2 separate regions of the Homo sapiens genome follow, and region 2 is linked to region 1. A link is a loop called in an ENCODE intact Hi-C map of the cell type or tissue named here. Cell type or tissue: B cell. All regions are shown on one strand. Each heading gives the region's core, and the rest is flanking DNA. Links, peaks and the distances in the headings are about the cores only.

Evidence for each region. Peaks named below come from ENCODE experiments on the same cell type or tissue, not always from the same donor. Only the 100,000 strongest peaks of a DNase experiment are listed, where the experiment ranks them.
Region 2: it touches region 1 in a loop (3-fold over the local background); 2 of 110 quality-filtered maps call a loop at or near these places.

Annotation. Positions count from the first base shown.
Region 1 is chr6:13,421,917-13,436,849 of GRCh38, reverse strand. The region is part of intron 1 of GFOD1 (Gfo/Idh/MocA-like oxidoreductase domain containing 1); the gene reads left to right. Among named protein-coding and RNA genes, the nearest start is that of GFOD1-AS1, 57 kb to the left of the region's middle. RefSeq lists enhancers at 3,864-3,913, 4,655-4,704, 5,543-5,602, 5,693-5,792, 7,512-7,581 and 2 more. In B cell, for the core only: CTCF peaks have their summits at 8,215 and 8,416; DNase peaks (open chromatin) are centred at 7,509, 7,849 and 8,509; H3K4me3 peaks cover 1,856 bases; H3K27ac peaks cover 4,568 bases.
Region 2 is chr6:13,266,823-13,281,755 of GRCh38, reverse strand. It overlaps PHACTR1 (phosphatase and actin regulator 1), which reads right to left. Exons shown (of 15, transcript NM_030948.6): 11 at 8,841-8,896; 12 at 3,427-3,488. TBC1D7-LOC100130357 (TBC1D7-LOC100130357 readthrough) reads left to right here. Exons shown (of 9, transcript NM_001318809.2): 9 at 13,921-14,933. It overlaps LOC100130357 (a long non-coding RNA gene), which reads left to right. Exons shown (of 5, transcript NR_160971.1): 4 at 203-327; 5 at 600-2,599. Among named protein-coding and RNA genes, the nearest start is that of TBC1D7, 54 kb to the left of the region's middle. RefSeq lists enhancers at 3,418-3,587, 7,266-8,465, 9,177-9,276. In B cell, for the core only: no CTCF peak of the experiment used is centred there; DNase peaks (open chromatin) are centred at 7,715, 8,485, 9,065, 9,515 and 2 weaker places; H3K4me3 peaks cover 4,445 bases; H3K27ac peaks cover 5,425 bases.

The DNA.
Region 1 (14,933 bases), core at 3,703-11,702:
CAGGCTAGCCAAGCCTTTTATAGGAGTAATCCGATAGCTCATCAATCATTTTCTCATATACGAAATGGAGAAAATAAAGCCACAGAATGATTAAGTATGTGCCCAGCAATTCAGCAATAGCGGTCAAGGTGAAAATCGTCACCCTTCACCTTTGCAAATCGACTTGTGGAAATTCATTTAGCTACATTAGCACAACTATTTATTGCAGCATTGGTTATAATACTGAATAACTGGAAACACCATATGTGTCTATGTAAATAGGGGAATGGGTTAAGTGAATTGTGTCATATTAATACAACACACTATTATGCAGCCTATAAAACCATAATTTAGATTTGCATATGCTGATATGGAAAGATCTCTAAGATACAGTAAGTGAAAACTTAATATGTGAAATTGAATGCAGAGCATGATCCATTTGTGTTAATTATGTTTAAAAGATAGATATTCTAGGAGAATATATAAGAAACTTTTACAACTGTTTTATTTGGGGAATGAACAGGAGTTGGCAAGGGAAAAACTTAATTTCATTTTATTTCCTACTGTAGTGTTAGACTTGTTTTAACAAGGAACATATTCATGTTTTACTTTCATTTTTAAATTAAAGTTTATTTATGTGCTTTCAAAATTTAATTTTTAAAAACATGTTTGTATACTTTTAGCTCAGGTAATACACACATGTGATTCAAAATTCAAAGGTACAAAAGAGTAAAGTATGAAATGTTAATCTTCCTGTTTCTCCATCCTCTGGTCACCCAACTCCCCTTCTTGGAGAAACCACTGTTACTCCCCGATAACAGAGATGAATGTTTCTAGAAGTCAAGAACGCAAATTGGGTTTCATTTCTGTGATTCTAGTATCTTGTAAATCCTTCCAGATATTCTACTCATGTAAGAGAAAGTTCATTAAAGTTAGTTTCTAATTATATTTGTAAACATGAATGTGTGCTAAAATCTCCTTTGACCATCACTCCTAACCCCTCTCTTCCATTCCTATATTTATAATATTAGGGTTTTAAAAACATAGCTAGCTGGAGAAGAAACCCAACTTTTCCAAATTTATTAGTCAAGAACAGCAGGCAAAAGTTCAAAGTTCCCAGCTAGCCTGTTACTTAGGGCCCACACTTTGTGCACAGGAAATGCTATGAAACCATATTATAAAGAGTCATTGCATGGTTTGGATCAAGTCTAGCTTCCGGGGAAGGCATGCAGTGGGCTTGGAGCAGTAGCTGTTTACCAACCAGCACAGAAGTTTCTCAACAATGCAACAACCTGCTTGGATGTACTGCGGGTCTTACTGGGGCAAACCCACCTGGAGGGATGGTGCCCATGACTGGTATAGTTTCTTTGGAGCTAACAGTCTAGTACAGGAAAACACACCATTGATTATTTAATTACAATTATAATAAGAGAGATGAAAGAGAAATAAGAGCATATGCCAGGGGTCTGAAGTAGTTCGTGAGTAAAGGAAGTCTTATTTGAGAGGAGAGTATGAATAGGAAATTAGAGAGGGAGGAAAAGTGTATTCCCGGCAGAGGGTACAGCATGTGCAAAGGTAACTTGTTCAGGATGCAAGTAGGGAATTAGCACCTCTACCACAACCAATATTTTACAGGTCAAAGACACACTCTTCAAGGGTTCTCTGCTGCTCTGTGTTTGAGTTCCATTGCTTGTTGTTTCTTTATTAGCACTCTGTTCCCGGGTAGGTAAATAGAGACGGCAGTTGTAGCTCAAGGCTGCAGTCCCCAAACCCCCTTCTGTAAGGACATGAAGGCTGGGATGTTTGTGAGTATAGCACAGAATGTGCTTGGAGGTGCTCAGAAAGAGAAAGCTCTAGAAAGGGGCAGGTCTACGGTTGCCCTGGAGGTGTTTGGTTTGAGACATGTGCCGCTCAGGATGTGTGAGTTTCTGCAGTGACCTTGCTGCCGCAAGTGGTCTGTTGAAGGGTCAGATGCTGGTTGAACATGTAGCAAATTCTCTAGGCCTCTGATTTTTCCAACCACGTTTTGCCTTGCTGTTTTTGGTTCTTCTGCTGTGTTCTGGCCTGTAGCCTGCTCTTCTGAGAACCTACTATGCTTCTATTTACTGTCTTCAAGGAGTACCTTCCCTGTTTCATTTGCCTGGCTGATTTTTACTGGTCTTTTATGTTTTGCTTTTCTGGATGTCTACTTCTCCTTCCAGTTCAAGAGTTAGGTGCTTGACTTCTGTGCTCCCATGTACCCTGCACTTAACTTTTGTGTTCTTATAATGCCCTGCACTTGACTTCTGTATTCCCATAAAGCCTTGCACTTGACTTCTGTGTTCCCATAATGCCCTGCACTTGACTTCTGTGTTCCCATAATGCCCTGCACTTGATTTCTGTGTTCCCATAAAGCCCTGCACTTGACTTCTGTGTTCCCATAAGGCCCTGCACTTGACTTCTGTGCTTCCATAATGCTCTGCACTTGATTTGTGTTCTCATAATGCCATGCACTTGATTCCTGTGTTCCCATAATGCCCTGAACTTGACCTCTATATTCCCATAATGCCCTGCACTTGATTTCTGTGTTCCCATAAAGCCCTGCACTTGACTTCTGTGTTCCCATAAGGCCCTGCACTTGACTTCTGTGCTTCCATAATGCTCTGCACTTGATTTGTGTTCTCATAATGCCATGCACTTGATTCCTGTGTTCCCATAATGCCCTGCACTTGACCTCTATATTCCCCTAATGCCTTGCGCCTGACTTCTGTGTTCCCATAATGCCCTGTCCTTGACTTCCCCGTTCCCATTGTGGCCTCCACTTGCCCCACACAGGCTGTAACACTGGCTGTGACTCTGATGCTCTCATAAATTGTGGTGCTTCTCAGGACTGTGTTTACTTCCTCTTAGTATTCAGGGGCCTGGTGCAGGCCTTACAATAAGACTATGAAAATGTTTGTTGAGACGATAGTCTGCAGATAAGCGCCTTTGGGAACTGGAACAGGTGATCTGTACGGGCTGAGGGAGCCTTAATGGGAGAGTCGGCTCTCTGACTGACTCTCATGGTTTGGGCAGAGGAGAGAGGAAGTTGTAGGCATTCTGGGTGAAGCTGTTGGCAGTGCACTGAAGAGAGAGGGAATGCAATGTCACCTCTCAATGCAATGTCTCTCTCTTCAGTGCACTGAAGAGAGAGGGAATGCAACATGAAGGACAAAAGAAAACTTCCCCCACCCCAACCCCACATGAAAACTCCCCTCAAGGCTTTCTTCCATGAAAGTCCTCCTTTAGCTTAACCCAGTGATGTTCAACTGGGGAATATTTTGCCCTCCAGGGAATATTTGGCAATGTCTGGAGACATTTTTGGTTGTCCCAATTGAGGAGCTATCAGCATCTAGGAGTAGAGGCCAGGAATGCTGCTAAATATCCTATGATGCACAGGACAGTCAGCTCCCTACAACAAAAAGTGACCCAAAGGCCAGGGCTGGTGGCTCACGCCTGTAATCCCAGCACTTTGGGAGGCCAAGGCAGGTAGATGATCTGAGGTCAAGAGTTTGAGACCAGCTTGACCAACATGGTGAAACCCCATCTCTACTAAATACAAACAATTAGCCAGGCGTGGTGGCAGGTGCATGTAATCCCAGCTACTTGAGAGGCTGAGGCAGGAGAAGTGCTTGAACCCTGGAGGTGGAGGTTGCAGTGAGCTGAGATTGTGCCATTGCACTCCAGCCTGAGTGACAAGAGTGAAACTCCATCTCAAAAAAAAAAAAAAAAAAGGGACCCAGCACAAAATGTCAGTCATGCTGCCATTGAGAAACCCTAAATTAGGCAGACTGTGGCTTAGCCACATGTTGATCATGTAGACTGGGGCTGCATGAGTAAATGTTGGATGTTTCTAATTAACTTGTACATGTGACCAGTGATGTTCTATGAGCAGTGTTATATGACCAGAGATATAGGAGAGGAAGCTGGTTTGGGGCAAGTTGCTGCTTTGTTTATTGACACTCTGTCTTCTGTCACTGCATGGATGAAGGTTTGGTGGGATATGCAGTTACAGTGTAGGAAGGGGAGACAGATGCACAGGAGACAGAGCAAGGTGGGAGGAGAGGCTGCAGTAGCCTCTGTGCTGCCCGCTCAGGGAACAACCATAGTGATATGGCAGGATGTGCACAGGCCACAGGCTGGAACCTCAAGGGAAACCGTGTAGCTGGGTGTTGTGATAACAGCAAGGTAAGGGACTGGATGGGGTTACTTTCTTTTTTGATGCCCTTTCCTGAAGTTTCCCTCTGGCAGAAGCGTCACCTTTGGCTGACGTGGAAATAGGAAATTCACCCTGTCTCCCTCTTCTGTTTTCTTCCTAAGGTTCTTGTCTGTTTAGAATACCATTAAGCTGGGCGTGGTAGCTCACACCGTAATCCTAGCACTTTGGGAGGCCAAGGTGGGAAGATCGCATGAGCCAAGGATTTTGAGACCAACCTAGTGAGATGCCATCTCTGCAAATAATAATAATAATAAAAACTATCCATGGTGGTGCATGCCTGTGGTCCCAGCTACTTGGGAGGTTAAGGTGGGAGGATCACTTGAGCCCAAGAGGTCGAGGCTGCAGTGAGCCATGATTGCACAACTGCATTCCAGCCTGGGCCCCCATCTCAAAAAAAAAAAAAAAGAAAAGAAAAGAATATTACTTAACCAGGAAGAAATCTGGTGATTAGTTGTGTGGAAAATGGCTGTCTTCTGTTTCTGAATGGACTTGTGCTGTTACACCTGTTGGTTTTTTGTTTTGATGTTTGCCTGCTCAGAGTGGGTTCAGAAGCCATGTGGTGTGTGACTTGGGCCTTGCTGGGGCTGAGTCACCGGGGAATGAGAACCCTCTCCTCCCTGAGCTGTGTTAACAGAGTAGAGGCAGAATGCTGCTGAGGAAATGGTCTCTTAGTGATTTTGAATACCGAGGGTGGAGAGAATTGCTTTTTTCATGAAATCTGCCGTTAGAGGCACAGGCTCTGAACAATCAAATATTTCTGCCAAGCTTTGGATTTTGAAGGCAGGCAAAAGGAAGGAGGGACTTTGGGAAAATGACTTTAATTAGAGATTTTTAGCTGGTGACATTTCATACTTGGTGCAACCTGGGAACTAAATGTAAGTGGTCATTTAAGTTTGTATTGAGGTGCTGGGTCCTTTATTGCTTTGGTTTCTTTCTCATCACAGATGAAAAGCTTCATTCTTAAAATAAAATTTGCATAATGCTAATTGGAGTAGGGCCGTTCAGAGAAGAGAGTGGGTGCAGTTTTTTAGTTAGAAAAGTGCCACCAAGCTCTGTAGCTAAAAGGGCATTTGGCCCTATTGGTGAGTGTGGAATTATCTGGAGGGAAGGCTCTTTCAGCGTATGACTTTAAAGAAAGATCACAGAGAAACTGAAAGTCCAAATGAACCTGTGTGAAAGTGCGGCTAGTCAAGACAAGGTGGTACCATCATGCTCCTTTTGGACGAGGAGAGAATATGAGTGGTAGAGTAGAAAGAATAGGAGGTCCAGGATGGAATCTTGACTCAGACTAAATGACCTTGGAACAATTGCTTAACATTTCTGAGCCTCAGTTTCTTCATCTGCAAAATGGGCAATAATAATAATCTTACTTGCCTAGAGTGGTAAAGATTGGACACCATAACCGTGTGGTACACAGCACAGACCGTGGCAGAGCAGGTGCTATCATCATAGTCCCCACCACCACTAACCTCAGGCCCATAGATTTCAGTTTCCCTTCTCCAACTCATTCTTCTTTGCAGAATATAACATAGTGATTCAAAATAAGCAATGTGAAATTAAATGGCCCTGATTCAGTCCCAAACCCAGACTTATTAGCTGTTTGACCTGAGACAAATGCCTTCACTGCTTTCTTTATGCCTCGGTTTCCCGATGTATAAATATGGCAGTGAATATCAAATGAGATGAAGCACATATAAGGCATTCGTATGATGGCTGGACTGTAGAGAGGGCAGGAGAAGGTTACCTGAAAAGTTGGAGATGGAGTGTCCTCAGGTAGGTATCCTGATGGGAGGGAGTCCTGGAGAAAGAGAGGGTGAGGAGTAGAGTTTGGTAGCGAGCCTGACAGGAGGAGGAGGGAGTAGGGCAGACCACCCAAGACCCACAGATAGCCCTGGTTTCCACTGTCTGGAGGCTGTGCTGGAGGCCACAAGGATACTTTTCCCTACCCGCTGTCCCACTACTCCTGCCATAGGTGGACTCCAAGAGCTTCTTTCATTAAGTCTTCCCCATTGTACACAAGCTGCCCGTCTCTATGGGAACCCCATAATAGGAGTGTTGAGAATATGGATAACACTGTGGCCAATCCCTGCACTCTGTTTATGCTTGATGCCATACCCTATGTGGCTCGGGTTCCTTCACAGTGCAATGGCTGGATTTTATTTTTTAATTTTTATTTATTTACTTATTTATTTATTTTGAGGTGGAGTCTCGTTCTGTCACCCAGGCTGGAGTGCAGTGGTGTGATCTCGGATCACTGCAACCTCTGCCTCCCAGGTTCAAGTGATTCTCCTGCCTCAGCTTCCCAAGTAGCTGGGATTATAGATGTGTGCCACCATGCCCGGCTAATTTTTGTATTTTTAGTAGAGAGGGGGTTTCGCCACATTGGCCAGGCTGGTCTCGAACTCCTGGCCTCAAGTCATCCACCCGCCTCTGCTTCCCAAAGTGCTGGGGTTACAGGCATGAGCGACTGCTCCCGGCCTGGCTGGATTTTAAAAGCAAGCATTCCTACAGAGTGCAGCTACACAGAAGCTGTGATCACCTTTTATAGCTGACCCTTGGAAGTGACATGGTGCCATTTCCACTGCATATTTTTTCATTAAGCTGGTCCCAAAGATCCATCCAAATTCAAGGGGAAGGACATATATTTCACTTCTTCATCAGGAAGTGGCAAGGTTCTGGAAGAACATGTGAGATGAGAAGTAGTGTGATCACTTTTGAAAAATACAACCTGCCATACCACTCTATACATGCATGTGTGTGTATATATATGTATAGTAGCATATTTGTATAATAATGTATATATTACATATCTATGTAATATTCATACATATGAATATATAAAACTTAAATGTTTTACAAAATAATACTTCCCTTATTACCTAGGGTACACTCTATGTTCTCTTCTATTCTTTTAAGAAAGATGCTCTTTGCCAACCCACTCAGTTGATTTCCTGCCACACTATTGTGTTGTGCCCTGTTCTATTTCTTCCAGATAGCCTTGGGCAAAGGGCTGTTTCTTAGAGCGCCAGTGTCTAGGCTGTGCTCAGGGCACTACCTGACTACGTTTCTGGCCAAGCTTTATGACGTCAGCAGTTCCTGTTGTACTCCTGGTTTTTGGCTAGCAGTAAACCCAAACTTTTCTGTCTGAGAGGACCGTGGAACTCACCCTCTCCCTGTGTCTGAAATTCCCTGAGGTCTTTGCATTCGATAGGCATTCAATTGCATTCAATAGTTTGTCGTTCTTAAAGCAGCAAGCTGGCAGAGCATCCTGGTTGATGGCATATAAACAAACCAATTCATAAGTACAGCCATTATTTCACGTTGGGGCCACACAACCCTTTGACAGCCAGTGTCTGCCGCATAGGAGACCAGCTCCTCCAGGCAGCCTGTGGCGCTGTTTCCCTTTACTGGCAGCTGTGCTATGGCCAGCCAGGGCTTCTCAGCCCAAAATGAGATAGCTCCAGTCTTTTCACTCTCATGAAAAGAACAGCTTCCCACCCATCTTGATTTCTGCTGGGGTCTTTCCTCTTTGTGCCATTTGAGAGCCACCTGGGAGCACATCTTAGTAAATATATGACCTGGGCTCATGTTTGTAGAGTCCTGTCTGAGCATCTAGCAAGCTGGCTCACGTGCTCAGGGACTTGGTACCAATTAAGACATTTATTCCCACTTTTCATATGGTCGAGAAGATGTATGTCCAACACAGTGCTTTTAACTAGGTCAGAGAAAAAGCAGGCGGGAAGCTATACATTTTACAATACTTAGTGGACCTTCTTGCTAGAATTAGTGAATGGTCAGAAAGTCCGCTTCTGATGGAGGGCCAAAGGGAGCTCTTTCAGCTCACAGCCGGGCTGTGGTGTTTGGGGAGGGAAGTTTGAGAGTGGCCGCAGAAGTACAGATGATCAAAAGCAGTACTCCTGCCGCCCGCCCTGGGAGGGGGCCTGGACTCCCTCAGGGAAGGCTTTTTTGGTGCTTTGGGTAGAGAAGCTGGAGATAGCAACTGTTGAATTTCCCCAGGCTTCGTGATTTAAAGCCCTGAGCCTTTTTCCATTGTTGTTCTTGCAGCGGCCTTTAATGTGCTGGGTGTGAAAGGGAGTGGAAATGAAAAGCCAGCGCATCGCATCGCACTGGGGGCCTGAGATCAGAAGGTGATGGAAAATGGAAATGTCAAGTTTGCGTTTCCACTGCTGGCCGCAAGGGCCTCAGGCGGCACCCCCTCCTCCCGCCTCGGCTTTCGCATCCTTCTCACTTCCTCCCCAGCCCCCCAGTTTTCACACGGCCCAGTGATAAGTGTCACTCTGGGCTGAGTGAGGCTCGTGGCTTGTCAAAAGAGGCACTAGGACGAGAACAGAGAAATTCAGCATGGGCTTGAGAGGCACGTAAAGGAACTGGCCTTCTAAAGACACCGCAGAGAGACCGCAAAGTGGGTTGGTTTTCCTTTTCTAACACTGAGAAGAAAAGGAGTTCAAAATTCACACATGGTTGATAGAAAAGACGATCTGTTTCCACATGGACTTTCCTATCTCTGTGGTGCCCAGGATGCTTAGACCTGTGAGTCTTTGAACCCAGCTTGTGTTGATGTAGCTCGGGGCACTGTCAGGCCTTTGTGCCCAGCCAGGCGTGGAGGTGTTTGAAAAGAGAGCCATCAACACCTTTCCATCGGGGACTTGCGATTTTTCTCTTTTGGTTGAGTCAACTTTGAAGTTTAGTAGTTCCTTCCCACGCTTGGTGGCCACAATGTCACGAGGCTCAGCCTGGTGTCGTGGGGCTGCTAAAGATTCCGTAGAGGCTGGAAAGGTGCCTGTCAGGGGCACCAGGAATTACGTACAAGTCTAAGGAAGCTCCAGGCTTAGGAAATAGTGGGATAAACCTTCCTTTATTATCGCATGGGATAATCACATTTGTGAAATGTAGATGTCTCAAATTTATACAAATTGAATTCTGAAAAACATCAGAAAAGTTTATTACAAAGCCTTTTTTTTTGAGACAGGCTCTTACTCTGTCACCCAGGCTGGAATGCAGTGGTACAATCACAGCTCACTGTAGCGTTGAACTCCTGGGCTCACGCGATCCTCCTGCCTCAGTCTGCTGAGTAGGCGGGACTAGAGGTGCACACCACCATGCCGGGCTAATTTTTGTAGCGATGAGATTTCACCATATTGCCCAGGGTGGTTTCAAACTCCTGGGCTCAAGGGATTCGCCTGCCTTAGCCTCTCAAAGTGCTGGGATTACAGGCATGAGGCACTGCGCCTGGCCAACAAAGTCCTTTTTTATCATCATGTTTTTAACTCTTCACAGTTTTCTATGTCTGTTACCTCACTTGAGCCCAGCTGGATTTTTGACCATTTGGATAACAGTTATTGGATTTTTCTGGAAGTCTCTACATGCATGTTCTCTGTTCAAAGGGCTTGAGGTGGACAAGTTATGCATGGCCTTCAGTTTTGGGAAGACTCTGTATGATCCTGATAAATGTAATTTCAAGATGATTATATCAAACTGAAAAAGGTGCATTGTGATCCTCTGTTACCTCAGTTTTGTCCTGTGAGGTCCAATCACACACAACTTCGGAGCCACTGCCCGCTTCCTTGTAGTTTACAAAAAATGCTTTGCCACGCTCATCACAATAACTGTGAGAGAGATATGATTATATTTCTGCTGTGCAGAGGAGAAAACTGAGGCCCAGAGAAGTTAAGTAACCTCCCCCAAGACACAGATATGAGAAAGAGATGAGACTCAAACCCCAGCCTTCTGGCACCAGGGGCATGTTCTTCCACCAACAGACACTGACAGCCGTTGCCAGAACAAGAGAAAGCTGGGCAGAAGTCGACACCTTTGGCAAAGGGCTGCCTGTCCTCTGGCCTTGCTGGTTGTTAGCCCCGCTTCTGCTCATAAGGTCCTGCATTATCCCTCGCTCAGGGGTTGCCTTGCGATGGGCCTGGTCACTCTGCTTCCGCATCCTCAGGGGGCTTGTTCCTTCTGCTTGTCCCAGGTGCTCCCTGGACCTCACCTACCTCGGGTGCCTTCAGAACACCAGCAGGGGATTCATTCACCTTCTTAGGGGGTAGAGGCCGCTTCCCGGGCGTTTAAGGGACAGGCAATGGAAGTGGGATCCTTGAGAGACCAAAGGACAGTGACGCAGAGGTCATAGTTACTTTCCTGGGAGCAGAGTAGGTTCGTGTCTGGTTCCTGGTCCAGCTCCACTTCACTGCTCCCATTTCCCTTGTGGCCCAGATGGCACAGTAAGAGCTGGAGTCTGATGAATCTGGGGTTGTGTGTGGGACACCAAGCCCCATTGACGCCTGTTTCTGTGGCTTCCTGGCTCTCATATCTTCTGTATTATAGGACCAGGCAGTCTGGGCCTGTGGCCTGCCTGGGGGCGTGTGTGGCCTTCTTGGCCCAGAACTCCCTCCTAGGAGGCACAGCCAAGCCAGGGGAGAAGGGAGAGAGCTGGAGACTGAATCATAGCCTGACTAACCTGCTTTCCACGTCTGCTGGCTGCCTAGAAAGCTCTGTGATATTTGCATCTCGCATCGTGTGCCCTGGAGACTTAGAGGTAGAGCTACTTCAGAAACCCAACTGGCACTGCCTGGCGTGAGCCTGCTTCTGTGTGAGCAGCATGGCGGAAGACCAAGCTTGTCCAGCCTGCAGCCCGGCACGGCTTTGAATGTGGCTCAACACAAATTCGTAAACTTTCTTAAAATGTGAATTTTTTTCTTTCTGCGAGTTTCTTTTTCTTTCTTTCTTCTTCTTTTTTTTTTTTTCCTAGCTTATCAGCTATCATTAGTATATTTTATGTGTGGCCCAGGACAATTTTTTCTTCTTCCAATGTGGCCCAGGGAAGCCAAAAGATTGGACACCCCTGGCCTAGACCCTTTTCCTGAACCTGGCTGTCATCATCATTTCTGTCAGAGCCGGATGGAGACTATTTTTAGTTGGCTTTCTGGGTGAGATTTGACAGAGGCCAGGATGGGAGATGTCAGAATGTGTATACTGGTGAGGAAGCTGCATGGGATGAAGATCTTGAAGCTTTCAGATCTGAATGAGGACTGCCAATTCTGGTTTATCTCTCTGAGCAACCCCATGAGGGACTTTAACAAGCTCACAATTTTCAAATAGATTTTTGAGCTGTTTCCCAATCCTCCTAATCCTGTCTATTTTAGCTCTGGCCTGGGGAACATCAGCCCCAGGGTAGTGGCCAAGAACACAGGACACCTGGGGCCAGACTGCTTGGATTTAAGTCTGGGCTCTTCCTCTTACTACTTCTGGGACCCGGAACAAGTGACTTAATCTTTCCGATCTCAGTTTTCTCATCTTTAAAATGGTGGCAACAATGGTAACTAACTCAACAGGTTGTGGTAAGAAATAAATGTGTTAGGCCAGGCTCAGTGGCTCATACTTGTAATCCTAGCACTTTGGAAAGCTGAGGTGGGAGGATTCCTTGAGCTCAGGAGTTTGAGACCAGCCTGGGCAACAGAGAGAGACCCCATCTCTACAAAATAAACAAAAAATTAGCCCAGTATTGTGGCATGTGCCTGTGGTCTCAACTGCCTGGGAAGCTGAGGTGGGAGAATAGCTTGAGCCCAGGAGGTCAAGGCTGCAATGAGCCTAGATTGCACCACTGCACTCCAGCCTGGGCTACAGGATGAGACCCTATCTCAAAAAAAAAAAAAAAAAAAAGAATTAAATGTGTTAATATATATAAAGCCCTCAGAATACTGCTTGGCATATGCTAGGTGCAATATAAATTTTGGAGCTGCTACAGTTATTGTTGTTATTATTATAATGTTTATATGATTTGTCCCCTCATGAGAAGTTCTCTAGATTGGATGGATAATTCCAAATTTGTTTTTAAAACCTTTGTAAAATTTCAAAATGATGCAAAAGTATAAAAGGAAGACTTTTTGAAAGAAAAAAAACCCTTGTATCAATGAGGAATAACCACTATTAATATTTTTGCATTTCTTTCTATATTCTATACATTTTTATATGCACATAGTTCTTAAAACAAAATAATGATTATACTGTTTTTCCAATTTTCTCCTTAAGAGCGTGTGGGTATCTTTACATGGTATGGAGTCTTCTTTGAAACCTGATTTTAATAGTTTTATGTTGTTCCATTATTTAGGGTAAGTATTAAAGTATTCTCTTGTTCACCTCCACATGTCCAATTTGTACTCAATGGGGTAAGTTTGAGAGGGAACCCCTTGAAATATGGCTTCTCTGTTTAAAGAGGATTTAAGATAAGCGTTGATGTGATCACCGTGGTCACCATCATCATCATCATCATCATCTTCCTAATGTTTGGCAAATCTGTTAAAGAAATGAGCATACCCAGAACCAATGCATCAGGGTTATGTGAGGGCAGCCTCCAACCCATTGTAGAGGCAAAATTTTTGGCCACTAGACCTGAGCTCAGCAATGGAGTGGTAACTCTCTGAGCCCATTATAATTATTTTAAAAAAAGGGTGAATGACCAGGCTGGTCACAGTGGCTCACGCCTGTAATCCCAGCACTTTGGGAGGCTGAGGCGGGTGGATCACCTGAGGTCTGGAGTTCAAGACCAGCCTGACCAACATGGAGAAACCCCATCTCTGCTAAAAATACAAAATTAGCCAGGCATGATGGCACATGCCTGTAATCCCAGCTACTCAGGAGGCCGAGGCAGGAGAATCACTTGAACCCAGGAGGCAGAGGTTGTGGTGAGCCACAATCACGCCATCACACTCTAGCCTGGGCAGCAAGAGCAAAGCCGTGTCTCCAAAAAACAAAAAAAACAAACAAAAAGAAAGGATGAATGACCATCTGCTGAGGATGCTCTTGCTTCGGGCGGGAGGTAGATCAAAAAGGATGTCTAAGGAAGGACTTATCTCTGAAATACTTCAAGTGAAGGAACTTCATGTAGGGCCATGTAGTGGGAAGAGGATGCCTTCCATATCAAAGTGGGCCCACCCCCGGTTCTGCTACCGACTCACTGAATGCCCTTGGCTCAGTAACCTGCACCCTAAACACCCTCCTCCTCTGTATGGTAAAGTGGACCTGACCACATTCTCAGGGCAACCTGCGACACTCATGGAGAGCCGCTTGCCTCGAGCTTTGCGCATGACAGGTCCTCAATGAACAGACCAACTATCATATATTTCAGGCGTGTCTGTGTGTGTGTCATGGTGCATGAGTTTCATCTGTCATTGGGAATCTGGCCTCAATGCTGGGGTGAGGAGTTTGGGTATTTATACGTTGCTTCCTGTGTGTCAGGTATGGTGTCAGGCATATTACACAGATAAATGCTCCTTGACCTAAGATGGGCTCAACATTCTAATAAACTCATTGTCAGTTAAAATATTAAGTTGAAAATACATTTAATATCCCCAATAAACCCATCTTAACATCAAAACATTGTAAATCAAACTGTTCTTAAGTAGGGGACTGTCTATATTTATCTTGAAATCTAACACTGTCTGGGGTTTCATTCCCTTATTGTCTTTTGGAAATGAGACAGACTTTCAAAGGCATTCACTTGGTTGGTTTTCAAGAATGTGTTCAGTAACCCAGCTGCAAGGGGGTGTCTCTGCCACCGTCGGACATGCAGTACTTTGTAAGTGGCCTGTTCATTCCTGGACTTGCTCTTCTACCTGGAGGATGTGTGTGTAAAATGAGGTACATGTAGGAGAAATAGCCAATTAACGCAAGCTGGGTTTAAAATAGCTCCTTGGGTGAACCTGCTAGTCACACACATTCACACAAAGCCTACCTCGCCACACCGAATTTCCAGAATTGTTAAACCAGGCCAAGACATTCCCACCAGGGCACTTCCTGTTTCACTAAGAGAAAATTCTTGCTAAGAATTCCTGCCCTCTGGTTCCCTGCAGCTTTCAGGAAAGCTTTTGTTTAAACAAAGGAACCAGCCTACTGGTATCTGGGTGAACACAGGCTTCCTACTTAGATGGAAATGATCTGAATGGAGGGGGACACGGGTTTCTTTTTTCATTCCTTTTTTCCCTGTCATCCACCTGAACGCTAGTGACTTACTTGCAAAGGATTGGAGTAGAGACACGTAAAAGACGTCTTGACTTTTGGGGAAGTGACTTTCTGCTTCTGTCTTGTCAAGGCATTATTTTAAATAAATTGAATAAGCAGGAAAGTGGAGGATGAAGGATTTGTTGGATGATATTGAAGCTGGGAGAAAATGGACACTCTCTGTGTAGCATCTTGGGGACACTAAGTGTCACTTGGTGGACCCTAGTTTCCTCCACGGGGTGGATGGGGTCTCAAGCCCCCTCCAGCTACGCCATTTTCTGCATTTGCAGAGTCAGATTTTCTCTCCTGAGAATCCGTTCGGACAGCATGTGTTTTAGGGTTCTTTTACTCCACTTGGGGTTTTTGCAACACAACAAAACATACAAATGAGCTTCTTGTTCATTTTGTTGTCACCAGAACCTAAGTATTGAATGGCAGCCTTAATTGGAAAAGGGCACGATTAGAAGAAAGGGAGAGAGTGTGTGTTTGTGCATGTGTTCTTGTCCTGTGTGTGTGTTTGTGAGTGTGTGTGTGAATGAAGGTGAAAAAGGGGAGGGGACCCAACCAACCCCTAGTTTTTCTGAAAGCCTGTTGATTTATTTTCTTCCTCCCCTGTGGATATATTTCTCCCCCAAAGGAATTATGTAGCTCATGATTTCAGATTTTGGCTCAGTGGTGCTTTCTGGAGATAAAACGCAGCCGT
Region 2 (14,933 bases), core at 4,402-12,401, 160 kb after region 1:
CAAAACATGTTCTCCACAATGTGAGTGCAGGGAGATTTTGTGCTATAATTAAAATACATAAAGACATGCAACATTTGCCATATTTACTCCAGATAAACAGACTCCTACTCAGAATCCTGTCTGTGTTCCTCAGGACTTGCTGGGTTTACCTCAAGGGGCCAGACAAAGTGTTATTTTCTTTTCTTCATTTTTCTTTTTTTAGACGGAGTCTCACTCTGTTGCCCAGGCTGGAGTTCAATGGTGCAATGATCTCGGCTCACTGCAACCTCCGCCTCTTGGGTGCAAGTAACTCTCCTGCCTCAGCCTCCCGAGTAGCTGGGATTACAGGTATGCGCCACCTTGTCCGGCTAATTTTTGTATTTTTAATAGAGATAGGGTTTCGCCATATTGCCCAGACTGCTCTCGAACTCCTGATCTCAAATGATCCGCCGTTCTCAGCCTCCCAAAGTGCTGGGATTACAGATATGAGCCACCGAGCCCGGCCCAAAGGGTTATTTTCTGAGTGCACCCATGATGTGAGAAAAGTTGTTAAGCCCTGACTTTCAAATTTCTCTTCCTGGAAACTGACCTGGATTTTACTAATGTCCTATCTATGGCAGAGTCTGGAGTGAACCGAAGACTAAGCATAAATGCTGCAGGTCAGGGGCTGTTTCTTATGCCTGAACATCGCGGGGCCTTGGACACCGTCTTTCCAAATCAAGACAGCATAGAGCACAAGTGCTCAGAGGGAATGAGCGAGGATGCAGCTGGCTGCTGCCTCTCAGAGTCACAGTTGGTGCACGGACCCCAGCACTAACAAACGGCCACCAGGACGCTCCTCTGTGTGCATGGGCTCATGTCCCTGACCACGAAAGGCTCAGAAGACGCACCTTTGGCCTGGTGCTGGCTGTAGCCTTCGGGGCATCTGGAACCTGAAGTCCTTCCTTGAATGCTGCAAAAATAATCTTTGCAGCCAAAGTCAGGCCCGCCTCGGCCTCCCAAAGTGCTGGGATTACAGGCGTGAGCCACTGCGCCTGGCCGCAGGCATGTCTTTTTTAAAAAGACAAAGCATGTAATTTTTATATTAGTCTCAGTTTGGTCAGAGAAAATGACTGGTCTGTTGCTATCAGCCTCAGTTACTACGCTTTATTTTTTATTTTTCTTACTAGTGCATTACAGTTAAATAGAATTTTATTGAAGAAGTTATTGGGCTGAAGGCAGATCACTGTAAAGCAGCCCCCATCACTGGCATCTGGTCTCAGTGTGATAAATGCTCAAGAGGAGAAGAACCTTCACAGGGCCAGGAAGTGATGATGTAGGTTCCCTACCTGCCGGAAGGCGCCACATCTCTGCCCGCAAAAGCAGATATGGAAGTTGCCCCTCTGTTCTCCAGTCTCTCTCTTAGAAGCAGTTATCCCCTCTCAAGCTCCTTATTTCTAACCCCCCCAGCCAGTCCCAGGGGAGGGCAAATGCTAAAATTCCAAGGCCATTTCCCTGGGAGAAGAAAGGAGAGGTGAGCAGGAACAGAGAGGCAATTATTTGATTGTGGAGACCCGCAAAACCTATGAACTATTTGGGGTCCCCATCCCTAGTGTCACCTACCCTAGGGAGATGGGTGTGGAAAGGAAGACTCTTTACTCGCTCATTACCAAATCATGCAGTTAGTCAAGTTCTCCGCAAAATCATATCAACTTTGTTAAGAGATAGGAATTAAATAAATGTCTAAGTATTTCTCTGTGACCGTCTTTTAGCAAGCAACCTTAAAACTGGGTGAATTTTGGGGATCCAGCAACCAATTCTGAAAAATTTGATGAAAATCTGATTTAAACAACTTTTTTTTTTTCTAAGTGTCTAGACCTTTCTGTATCAGAAATGAAAGTTTATCACAGTGTCTTTTTCGAGCCCCAGTCATTTCAAGGACACGATGAGAAAAAGCTAATGCATCTCTCCTGCTCTTCTCACTACTCAAGCTCAGGAAAAACTGCACCCTGCATCCAAAGAGTGGGTGGGCTTAAGGATGTAAAGGGTCCAACCTTGACGGGTGGGACAGCGACTGGCTGGTGAAGTCACTTAGCTCTTGCTCTAGTCTCCACCAGGGTGACCCCAGCCAGTCGTCTGGCCATTCAGGCACTTGTTTGTCCAGCTCTTGCTAATTGGGTTGGCATTTGGCTTGTCACCAGGTATTTGGGATGCTCGCAGGGAAAGTGTGGAGAAATACAAACCATCACCTTAATAATTGGTATGATATTTCAGGATCTCTGAATTTCTTCCTTTGTGTGATATTTCTGGAGAGAAAAATCCACTAATAAACCTTTTTAAAATTAATATTAATGGGCCTCTTAACTGTAGCTAAGATATGAGAGTATCTTTCTCTCAAGATGGTCACTGTAGGAGGCTGATTAAAAACACTTTGACTTCGTCAGACAGAAGGGAGTATTGTATCTTGCATGTCATCAATTAATTAAACTTTTCAGCATCATCCAAGAATAGCCTTAACAATGCGTTTATTATTAAAGAGGACACTCATGTGGAATGAGATGCATGCGAGGCTACAGTGCATTGCCAAACCATCTATTTTTGGGGTTAAGACTATATTAAAATTCCAGTTTTATGACTTTAAGCTATGTGCTTCTCAAACATCTGCTTTAAATTTGTCAGTACTTTCGTAATTTAGCCTAATAAAGTTGCATAGTTCTTAATTCCTAGGGAAAGAATAGTGTCAGGGGGAGCAAAAAAAAAAAAAAAGTCTATACTTTCCCAGGGTCATAGCAAATAATTGTGTAATATTCGAACTAGTAATTTTTTTTTTTTTTTGAGACAGAGTCTTGCTCTGTTGCCCAGGCTGGAGTGCAGTGGCGCGATCTCGGCTCACTGCAACCTCTGCCTCCTGGGCTCAAGCAATTCTCCAACCTCAGACTCCCATGTATCTGGGACTACAGGTGCACATCACCATGCACAGCTAGTTTTTGTATATTTACTTTGACAAAGACAGCATTTTACCATGTTGCCCAGGCTGGTCTCGAACTCCTGGCTTCAAGCTATCCACTCACCTTGGCCTCCCAAAGTGCTGGGTTTATAGGCATGAACCACTGAACCTGGCCTTTGAACTACTGATTTTGATTATGAATTTCCCATTGCTTAATGGGATTATAGTGAATTTTGTAAAACAAAACATTTAGTATAATCAAAAATACAACGCAATAGCCATCGAGTTGTTAGGAAGTAGGTGGGTGTCACAAAATCAAACAACATTGAGTGTCACCAGCTGAAAGGACTGAGGGTCATGAAGCTGAGTGGAGAGGTCTTATAGAGTAAGAGAGTGGCACTCTCTGACACAGGAGGAGAGGAACCAGGCAGCGGTGAGGCCACTGAGGCCAGCAGAGGGCAGAGGTGTGGCAGGCAGCCCACCCTCTCCTGTCCCAGCTCTTGGCATGGAGAACCACCTACCTTTCGGGTTAGCCTCCTCTTGATCTCTCTCTTCTCCTCCTGTTCCTCTTGTTCATTCCGAGCTAAAAAAAATATTTAAGATGTTTTTTTATTTCAGTAAACAGTGTTGTGTACAGGTGCATCCTTTGGACCTTGGCAGGCTCTAGGCCAAGCATCTCATTTTAATAAAGGGAAGAGAGTACTCCTGTCCCCTCCCCCAGCTGCCCTTCTCCTTATGGGGATTGCTTTCCAAACTACCTGCGTTGTTTCAAATTGCTACTGAGCAGGCTGACCTTGTCATTTTGCCTTCTTTACATCACATGGGGTTTCAGGTCTCCAGGCAGAGATGCTGGGTTGAGAAATGTGGCTACAAGGCAGGAAGGTAGGTTTTTTTTTTTTTTTTGACACGGTCTCGTTCTGTCTCCCAGGCTAAAGTGCAGTGGCACAATCATAGCTTACTGTAGCCTGGAACTCCTGGGCTCAAGTGATTCTCCTACTTCGGCCTCCCAAGTAGCTAGGACTACACATGCACGCCACCACACCTGACTAATTTTAAAAATGTTTTGTTGAGATGGGGGTCTCATGATGTTGTTCAGGCCGGTCTTGAACTCCTGGCATCAAGCAATCCTCCTGCCTTGGCCTCTCAAAGTGCTGGGATTACAGGTGCAAGCCACCGCACAGCCCAAGGAGGTGGGTGGGAATGTTGACACGGGGACACACAGGCATTTGGGGAGATGTGAGGCTCCTTTCTTTGGATAAGACTGGGGCTCACTCATTCTTTGTTGAGCCTCCCAGACACTGAAGGAGGCTCATTGTGGTATAGTCCTTGTGTCTGGTGCCCTGTGGGTGTAGAGAGAGCAGAAGACTGCCCTCAACCTGCTGCAGGAACAAGACAAGGCAGGAGGAATTTCAAAACGCTCACCTTTCACAAGCCCTGATTCCATCGATTGTTTGAATCTTCCATGAAGTCCACAGAGCATGGGTGAGGCCAGAGTGTGGGATACAATTGCCTGCATGTAGACTCTTTAGGAGTGGCTCAGAAGAGTAGACTGCAGAGCCTGAAAGCTCTTGCCTTAATATATGGGTGATTTACTCATCAGATTTTTAAATAGCTGTACATGGGAGAGTCTGGGGTAGGGGGCAGATACTTGAAGGGCAGAGAATCTGGGCTTATTTCTCCTTTTAAGCTAACTGGATGACCTGGGGTAGACCATTTCCCTTCTGAACCTTGGAAGAATTCCTTGATATCTGTGGAAGCACAGATATCAGCGTAGCATTGTTGGACTTGGAAAAACTATGGAAGTCAGCTTGTATCAAAGAAGGCCTGTGATTCTCAGCCGTTAAATTTCAAATGGCGTTAGTAAAAGGAAACACGTTGATTTTGGCATAGGGTGCATCACGACTGCCTGGGACACTAGTTGGCTCATTTTGAAAATCACAGTTGTTGAATTATATTTTGGTAACTTCATTAGTTTGTTGTATTGGTGCACACATGCAATTCAGGTATGGTTGCTGATTGTCTCAGTATGGGACAGGTCTTTATTTTATTTTTTAAATTTTTTTAATTTTTTATTTTTTTGAGATGGAGTCTTGCTCTGTTGCCCAGGCTGGAGTGCAGTGGCATGATCTCGGCTCACTGCAAACTCCACCTCCCAAGTTCAAGCGATTCTCCTGCCTCAGCCTCCCGAGTAGCTGGGATTACAGGTGCCCACCACCACACCCAGCTAATTTTTGTATTTTTAGTAGAGATGGGGTTTCACCATATTGGCCAGACTGGTCTCGAACTCCTGACCTCAGGTGATCCACCCGCCTCAGCCTCCCAGAGTGCTGGGATTATAGGCGTGAGCCACCGCGCCCGGCCTTGGGACAGGTCTTTAAAGGAAGGAAACCCCCTGTGCCTAGAAAGGGGTGGGGACCATCTGATAACTGTGTCACCTTTACACTCAAGGTGACTATACCTCCCACTAGCACAAGTGGTGTAAGGTCAGAGCAGAAATCAGGCCCTTGAGGGCCACCCCCACGGGCCTGATTTGGCCCCCCAACCGCCTGTGGGCATAAGGCTTTGTAGAAAGGCAGCACAAGAAACAGCCACATCTTGCTGTGGGCTGAGGTCACCAGAGGTCCCTGCTCCAGCCTACCCTACAGTGCCTGAAACCGTCACCATGAGTGTGCTTTCCTTTGGATTTAGAGATCCTATCTCCCTCCCGGAGAGGTTTTTTTTTTTTTTAATGCAAATTTCTCTTGAATAAAAGCCCATTAAACTAGTCAGCCATTAATAGCTCAGTATGAATTAATCTAGTAGAGATAAACTGGGGGGCAGACAGCAACACCCGGAAGTAGGGAGCCCCCAGACAGTGACATTTGTACAAATGCAAATTTCAGTGGGATAAAACCTATTAAACTAGTCAGCCATTAATATCTTAGTATGAATTAATCTAGCAGAGTTAAATGGGGAGGCAGACAGCAAGAACCAGAAGGAGGGAACTCCCATTTTGCGATGTCTCAGGTGGGAAAACGGATGGAAGAAAAGGTGGTCTGGATGTTGGGTCACCAGGGACAGCTAGAGGGCACACGGTGAAAATTTACAGAAGCACAGAATACTAGGGCCATGAGGGGACCTAGTGACCACCTCGTCTACCACTCCTGGTTTATAACTGAGGATCTGAAGCCTCAGGGGTGTTAAGTGGCCAGTCACACCCTACCTGGCTCAGTGGTTACACAGATAGGTTTTTTCCTGTGGTCATGTTTTGTGTGGGGCCGGCTCTCCTCCTCATTACTAGCCTCAGACTTCTGATCCTACAGGTCCCTTCAGAGCCGTGAAGGCGGGCATCCTGTGACACAGCTGACACAGCATGGAGCCTTCATCTCCTATGTGCGTTTCTTAGGTCACTCTGAGGGGTGGGGCCACAAGCTACCACCTACAGAATTGATACCTTTAGTTCAAAGCCATTGACCAACCCAGGTTCATGAATTTTCAGGCAGAAGGTACCAAGACAACCCCATTAGGCAACTAGGAAGACAGGCCAGGAAAGGCCTACGATGTCGTCATTACAGCTGCCACCGTCAGAGGGTTCATTATGTGCTCAGAGGTGCACAGGGCCTCACTGGCTGCTGGACAGAACAGGGGCTGCTCCCAGGACCAGGCAGGGTGGGGCTGGAAACCAACCCAAGGCTCTCAAAGCTCCAGGGCTGAGCCATGGCATCTCTGTGCCCTGTTCCCCACCACCCAACACCGAGCAGTTCCTCAAATGGCTGAAAGCTCAGAAAATCAGTTTTAAAACAAACTATTGGAGGATGTTTTCTTATACCACTAGACATTTTTTTTGTTTAACAATCGCAATAGATTAAATTTAAAAAAATATTTAGGAGAACATAGTTCCAGAATACAGGGAAAAATAAGAACCTATGGGAAAACAAGTTGATTTCTGAAAAGTTTCAAAACTATGAAATGACCAACCTGTTAGAATTGGTCAAGTAGTTCTTTAATTTGCAACTATGTGGCCAGGACAAGAGGGATTAGGGAAGAGAATAAAAGAGAACCATGGGAACAATCTTTCACAACTCCTTTTTGGTCCCCTGAATCTAAGTTCCCTGGTTGATGGCGGTAAAAACCCAAGCTCAAAGGACCTGTAGTCTCCCAGGGATCTGGACAAGCCACAGCGGGGATCTGATATCTTTGAGAGAGCCCAGAGCTGAGCTAGGGGATTTTAGATCTCTCCAGAAACCGTACTCCTGGTGTGATAAGCACTATTTTCTGAAACCTAAATAATCCCCCGGAGGCTTTTAGCTTCTTTGAGTTTAGGTCTCAGGTCAGAGGCCACAAGTACAGCAGCGGGCTGTGAGTAAGTTGTACAGGTTCACCTGGCTGTTTATCTTTCTCTCCAACAATGGGAAGTTTATAATGGCTCAGGTACCAGATTGGGGCCGAAAGGAAGACATCCTACAAGCCAAATGCTTCCCTGACCTTGGAAATGCTTTGAAAAAGCTCTGAATTCATTATATAGAATATTAAGCTTGGAAACTTTAAAGGGTACCCCTTGGGCAGAAAAAAGTAAACACACATTCCTAGAGACCTAGGCAAAGCGTAGGGTTCCCCCACGACTGAGGAAGGCTAATCCTGAAAATAACTTCTACTGAGAGTTGAGGAAGTGGCGGCTGGCGTGGGGACGGGAGGCAAGACATTGATAAAGGCAGAGTTGACATAAACGGACATGCGGGGGCGTCGGGCGGGGGTGGGTGCTGTAGGCAACAGGTCTCCCCACCAAAGCGGAACCCAGCACCCACCTTCAGCAGACTACGAAATGCCGACCAAGTCACAAGGCCACAGTGAGCACGGTAGAAAGGTAAAGTCAAGAATATCTTAGTGTGGTTTCAGTGGAAATTCCCGGCAAACTCACACTGCGGTTGCATGTGATTTACTGGGCACGGGGCGGGGCGGGGCGGGGGGGCCGGGGGAGGCAAGGAGTCAGTCTGTACAACATAGCATTTCTAGAAAACTCTGCATAGTATATATCTTTCTCTTCTGGAGAGAAATTAGAAGTGTGTTGTGGGGTAGGGGGAACAGGGTCATGAATTAAGCCAGAAATATTTGTTCACTATCTTGAGGCCAGTGTTGGCGAGAATGGTAGCAATGAATGAATAGAATGGTTTGATATTTAAGTTATTTAATATCTACCACTAAACTGACGCATACTGCTGTCCATCAAATGCTTGATCTCTTTTAGTATTTTGTATCCTGTTTTCTCTTTTTTTTTTTAAAGCACCAAGTGGATCCTCTGTACATATTCAAATGTCTCTGTGTCCTAAACCAAACAAGGGGCTCATTTATTTTTTTCTGTCTGCAGCAATGGTGAAAGGCAGTTTTCCTCGAATGAGAGCATCAGACAGGCATGCCCGGGACCAGCTGTGGGAATCCTGAGAGACAGACATGAAGCACTTCACTTGGAAATGCTTTCTTAGTCTTTCAATTTAACATTCAAAGGGATGAGGGATTTTTATCAACAGCAGCCAGCTGCAATGCAAAGTCATGCTTTCTAGTCTCAGTTCAAATGGACATTTCCCTTATTTTAGCCGTGCATATCACAGTCTCCATTTTCAAGCCAATTCTGGTTTAAAGGTGACCCTGCTCTTAAAAATCATTAAATAATAAGTGGTCTCACTCTAATTTTTCAGCTTCTCTCTGACTTTACAACTCACTAAAAGGAAGGTTCTGCCTGCCGCCCGTGAGCTTCTAAAGAATAAAGTGGAATAAAATTTGCCTTCTCTTTGGGGAGGTCGTCTTTGGTGTTCTAACATGCACACATGAAGCTTCAACCGTTAGAAAGGTTTTCAATGCTTTCCGCAGAGGCGCAAGGTAGAAACCTTGTGGCCTACCATTAAATAATAACAAAAGCCGCCACAAAACATCAGGGATTGCCATGGGCTTAGTCACTTACGTTTCAAAATGTTCCTCTGTTCCAGTTCCTCTGCAGTTGGCCTCTGGCTCAGCCGCCTACGGAAAAAATCCAGGAAAAGTTTTTGGACCATATCATAGCCTCCTTGGGTCATTAATTTCCTCGGCCCTTGCAGATACATGAGACAGTCAGTGGCTGGAGTTCTTGTTCCATCCTGTGCTCTGAAAGACTGACTCTCGCCACCACCGCCTCCTCAGTTCCTCAATTTCAAGCCCAGGAGAGGCACGTGCGTCATGTCACAGCCGCTGACCCCCGCCCTCCTCCCTGCAGCGGCCCCTCCCCAGCCCCATCTCCTCCAGTGGCCCCAGGCAAGTGGACTGCAACTCAGACGGGACTCTTTTCTTCACAGAAGTCCTTTTCTTTCCTTGTGGCCTCCTAACTTGGGGACTGTGGCCTCTTGCCTCTCTCTCCCTCCCTTGAGGCTAAAGCCTGTCTCCTGCCTCTTCTGTGCAGACCCAGTTAGAACATAAAGAGGTCTGTGGCCCCGGGGACATGTGAGAGAATGTGTCTGTCTGCAGAGAACAATGGCTGCTCTTCTTCTGGTCCTGCTCCTCTTATTTCGGAGGCTTAGAAGACATGAGTGGCAAAGGCACAGAAATGATACTTCTGTGGCCAGGCGTGAAATTTAGCCACCGTACATGAAACATCATAGCCAGGGCATGAGCCTGCAATGACGCAATGGGTGGAGGCGGGACAGGCAGTGGATGGCACGTAGTGACAGAAGTAGCCAGGGAACGGGCATGGCATCTGAGGGGAGAATGCCTGCATTAGGTCCCAGGAATGACTGACACGGACTCAGGAGCCTGAGCAGGAACAGAGACATCTGTACCTTTGAAGCTTTTGGTAATTATTTAACAACCTGCAATTATCCGGCATTCCACTTCACCCATTGGGATGAGGTGTGTGAGAAACTGAATCATTGTAGAAGAAATTTTAGGCTTCTCAGACTCCTCTATTGGGATCTAAGGGGTAGAAATGATGCTCTCCTAGTTGAGGAAGTTGCAGTCCCTCCTTGGGTATTAGAAACTGGTGTCTATAGTCGGCAAGATGTTCACATCTTGAAATCTAAAGAGAGATCCTAGAGTGAAAATATCAAGTCAATGAAGTCTCCAAACCTAACTACAGTTGGTCCTCTGTGTCCATGAGTTCCACATTCTTCGGTTCTACCAACTGCTGACGGAAAATATTAAAAAAAAAAACAAACAAAAAACAATAGTCTAAAATTATTGATATAGCATTTATCTTGTATTAGATATAAGTAATTTAGAGATGATTTAAAGGATATGGGAGGATACACATAGTTTTTTGCAAATACTACGCCATTTTATACAAGGGACTTGAGCTTCCTTGGATTTTGGTATCCAAGGGAGTCCTGGAATCAATCTCCCAGAAAGGACTATATTTTTAATTCAAAGCTTGTTGTCATTTGTGTTTTTGTTTATTGTGCTGGGCCAGAATCAATTGCTTCTGTGACATTCCCGTGTCACCACCACACATCCTATATAGGGAATGGGCTTCAATGTCTCATATAGTTTGGATATTTGTCGCTGCCCAAATCTCATGTTGAATGGTAATCCCCATTGCTCGGGGGGAGGCCTGGTGCAAGGTGCTTGGATGGGGAGCCCTCATGGCTTGGTCCTAGCTTCTTGACAGTGAGTTCTTGCAAGATCTGGTCATTTAAAACTTTGTGGCGAAACCCCGTCTCTATTAAAAATACAAAAATTAGCCGGGCATGGTGGCACATGCCTGTAATCCTAGCTACTTGGGAGGCTGAGGCAGGAGAATCGCTTGAACCTGGGAGGTGGAGGTTGCAGTGAGCCGACATTGCGCCACTGCACTCCAGCCTGGGTGACAAAGTGAGACTGTCTCAAAAAAAAAAAAAGAAAAAAAAAAAGCATGTGGCAACTCCCTGCTCACTCTCTCTCTCTCTCTTGCTCCTGCTTTTGCCATGTGATGTGCCTTCTTCTCCTTCACCTTCCTCCATGATTGGAAGTTTCCTGAGGCCTCCCTAGAAGTCAAGCAAATGCCAGGGCCATGCTGCCTGTATAGCCTGCAGAACCATGAGCCAATTAAACCTCTTTTATTTATAAATTACACAGTCTCAGGTATTCCTTTATAGTAATGCAAGAATGGCCTAATACAATGTCAGAGAAAGGATTTTTGGTCATATACCTGCTTATAAAGCCTATAGCACCCTGAAACTGTTGGAAATTGCATTCCAAAGTGTTTTTAAGAGTATAAGAACATTTTCATATTTATTATTCCTTTTCAAAATATCCCTGTGGTATAATATAAAACATATTTATCTTTGACCCAGTTCCTATCACAGAGCACCTAAAACCCCTGGAATTTCTGGGGTGTCAGGAGTGTATTTTGTTACTTGGAATGAGTCCCTTTGGATTACACCAGAGTTTGTGCTAATTAGGTGACTTAGGATGGGGCTGGCCACCAGAAAGAACACATAGTTAGAGGCCTGGAGCTTTCAGCTGGGAAGCAGGAGGGTGGGGGGCTGGAGGTGAAGTTCTATGGAAACTCTTAAACCACAAGATTAGATGAGCTTCCAGGTTGCTGACCATGGGGCTGGGGGGCACTGTTGGGAGGGTGGCACCCAGAGAGTGCACAGAAGCTCTGCCTCTCTCCCCCAATACCTTGCCCTGTCCATCTCTTCATCTGGCTGTTCATCTGTAACCTCTGTAAGAAACTGGTAAAGTAAGTGTTTCCCTGAGTTCTGTGAGCTGTCTTAGCAAATTATTTGAACACAAAGAGGGAGTTGTGAGAACCCCAGTTTACAGCTAGTGGGTCATAATATAGGTGACAACCTATGACTTGGTATTGGCATCTGAAGTGGGGGCAGTTCTGTGGGACTGAGTCCTTAACCTGTGTGATCTGACACTGTCCCAGTAGAAAGGGTCAGAATCAAATTGAATTACAGGATGTCCAGTTCATGTCTGCTGGAGAATTGCTTGGTGTGTGGGGAGCTGCCTCACACAGAAATGTGTGGGGTCACAGAAGTGTGTTAAGTGTGAGAGTAGAGTGAAAAAAAGTTTGTTTTTTTCTTTTTTTGAGACAGAGTTTAGCTTTTTTTGCCCAGGCTGGAGTGCAGTGGTGCGATCTCAGCTCACTGCAACCTCTGCCTCTCGGGTTCAAGCGATTCTCCTGCCTCAGCCTCCTGAGTAGCTGGGATTACAGGTGCGTGCCACCATGCCCCGTGCTAGTTTTTTGTATTTTCAGTAGAGACAGGGTTTCACCATGTTGGCCAGGCTGGTCTTGAACTCCTGACCTTAGGTGATCCACCTGCTTCAGCCTCCCAAAGTGCTGGGATTACAGGCATGAGCCACTGCTCCCAGTCAAAGTTTGTTTTTTCTCTTTGCAATCCCATTAAGACATTTTTCATCCCCATTGACAAGGGCCAGCTGTGTATTTGGAAATTCACAATATTAGGGGGTCTAAATTTGGATGCAGTAGTCTTTGAATTCTTTCTAAAATAGCATTCTCACGCTGCAGGAGGAAAGCGATGATTATGCAACTGAGTGAGCCGGTGTCAGAGGTCTGGAATGCAGCTTACCAACTCCACGTTGAAAGATCTTAACAGCTCTTTCTCACCTGCCAGTTTATTTTCCCTAAAAATACTTGCTGCTTTTATAAGAGATGCGCAGCCACTTTTATGGAATGGTTTGGTAATACCCAGGCTTTAAGTCAAGCTAAGTTTTGGGGGCAGAATGTTTTGAGAAAGCCTTGTAAATGTGGGTGGCGCCTACATTTGGAGATCAGGCCAGTGTTTTGGAGTCTTATGCGAAGTGTCTGCAGACTACATTGTTCCCTCATCAGCTTTGACGGTGCCATCCCATTGATCTCATTAGTGAACATGACAACTGGCTCTGTGGTGGCCTCCCCTTTTTTTTATGGGTGGTCATATTTGGAGGGGGCAAAACTGAGTGACTAGACTCTGATCAGAGAAAATTCTGTTATTAACTAGGCTGCTTTATAGTCAAACACTCATAATTTCAAATGAGTTCCTCTGTTTGTGTTTCATTTCTCTGGAAAGCGACTGAGAACATCAAGACTAATCATAGCTATAACATGCAGCTGAGCCCGCCAGAAGGGCCTGTGCTATAGTTAGTTGTTTTGACCTTGAAAATGAGATTTGGGAGGAAAATGATATGGTGGCATTGTAAGGACAAAGCACTAAGTAGCTCAGGAGCTAGGAGGTTTGGGTTCTAGTCCAGGCTCTGCTCTGAACCTATTTACCTCAGACAAGGTATCAGATCCTGCTAGGCCTATGCTCTTTTCTCTGCAAATCATAAATACTAGTTTAATAAGCTAAGGCTGATTTAATGCCTATAATGTAAGGGTATGGTTCCAAGCACTGTACATATGTTAGTTCATTTAATCTTTATCTTAAGATTTTTAACTGAATTCCAGTTGCAAAGTCTCCTTTGCCCTGGGACGTTACATATTCATAGATCTGGGGATGAGGATGTGGACATCTTGTGGAAGGGTGGCCAATATTTTGTCTGCCATAACTATGATACTTTACTAGTCAGAGGTTGCAAACTGATGCCTGGTGCACTGGATTTGACTCTATCAGTTCTCTTTGGCATGCTCAGAGGTTACACTTTTTTCTCTTTTTTGAGACAGAGTCTTGCCCTGTCACCCACGCTGGAGTGCAGTGGCACAATCTCAGCTCACTGCAACCTCCACCTCCCAGGTTCAAGCGATTCTCCTGCCTCAGCTTCCCGAGTAGCTGGGATTACAGGTGTGTGCCACCACGCCCAGCTAATTTTTGTATTTTTAGTAGACATGCGGTTTCACCACGTTGGCCAGGCTAGTCTCAAACTCCTGACCTCAGGTGATCCACCCACCTCGGCCTCCCAGAGTGCTGAGATTACAGGTGTGAGCCACTGAGCCCAGCTGGTTATACTTTTTTTGAGCCTGAATGCCTTTAGACAGAGTGTGTGATCAAATTAGCCCTCTCCCCAGGCCTCACTTATGTAATACAGGTGAGCACGCTCACATCTGTCCTGCTTTTTTTTTTTTTTTTTTTTTTTTTTTTTTTTTTCAGATCATTCCTGGACCCCCGAGGGCCTCTGAGTTTGAGACGCTGGCTGAGATCAAATGATAAGAATTCCAATTTTTGTTTTCCTAAGTCTTTCATCTGCTAATCTACCCAACATGAACCACGGGCCACATGAAGGGCCAGACACATTCTTAAGCGGCTCACAGCCTAGAGGTGCACATCTGTGATTACAATGTGCAAGGTAAAACTGGATCAACAGTTTCCAAGGACTGGCATGTAATAAAATATCCTCAAAACAACAAGCAAGTTGGGCGTGACTTAGACTTTCACTGCCCATGTAGAAGGCACTGTACATTCTTGCAGCATCTCAGTTGGCCAGCAAGAGGTGAGTCAGAAAAAAACCATTCAGCAGCCACATGGAAGTGGGGCTCACTGGGCACAAGGCAAAACTGTGAAGAAGATAAAGTGTCTGTGGTTCTGCATTGACTCTATTCCCTGGAGTCCTCCCCTCTCGAGTTCCTAGAATTATGTTATCACTCTTGCTCTATCTCATTCCTATCAAGACCTGTTTTAGAAATGGGTGCCACAGACTCAGTTACATTCAAATGTAAACCCATTCATTCATTTAGCAAGTTACTTATTAGTGCCAGTGCTGTGTCAGGTTCTACATTAGGTACCAGAGTACAGTGATGAGCAAAACCAGTCCCTGCCCTTCTGGAACAGAGAAGACTGGAAGAGGATGGGGGTAGCCATTAATCAAACAGTCACAGAAATGAGTGCAAAATGTAGCTGGAGTAAGGGCTTCCATGGTGAGGCACTTGGTGCAGGGATCTCTGGATCTGACCAAATCAGGAGGTCAGGAAAGGCTTCCAGGAGGAAGTGACACTGTGCCCAGAGCTCAGGGATGGAAGAAGGATGCTCCTTCTGGGCAGAGAGTAAGGAGAGAAGATTGGTGGGAAGGAGGGCAGGGGCCAGATGCCGTGGGTGTGATTTGGATCTGTGTCCCTGCCAATCACATGTTGAATTGTAGTCCCCAGTGTTGGAGGTGGAGCCTGGTG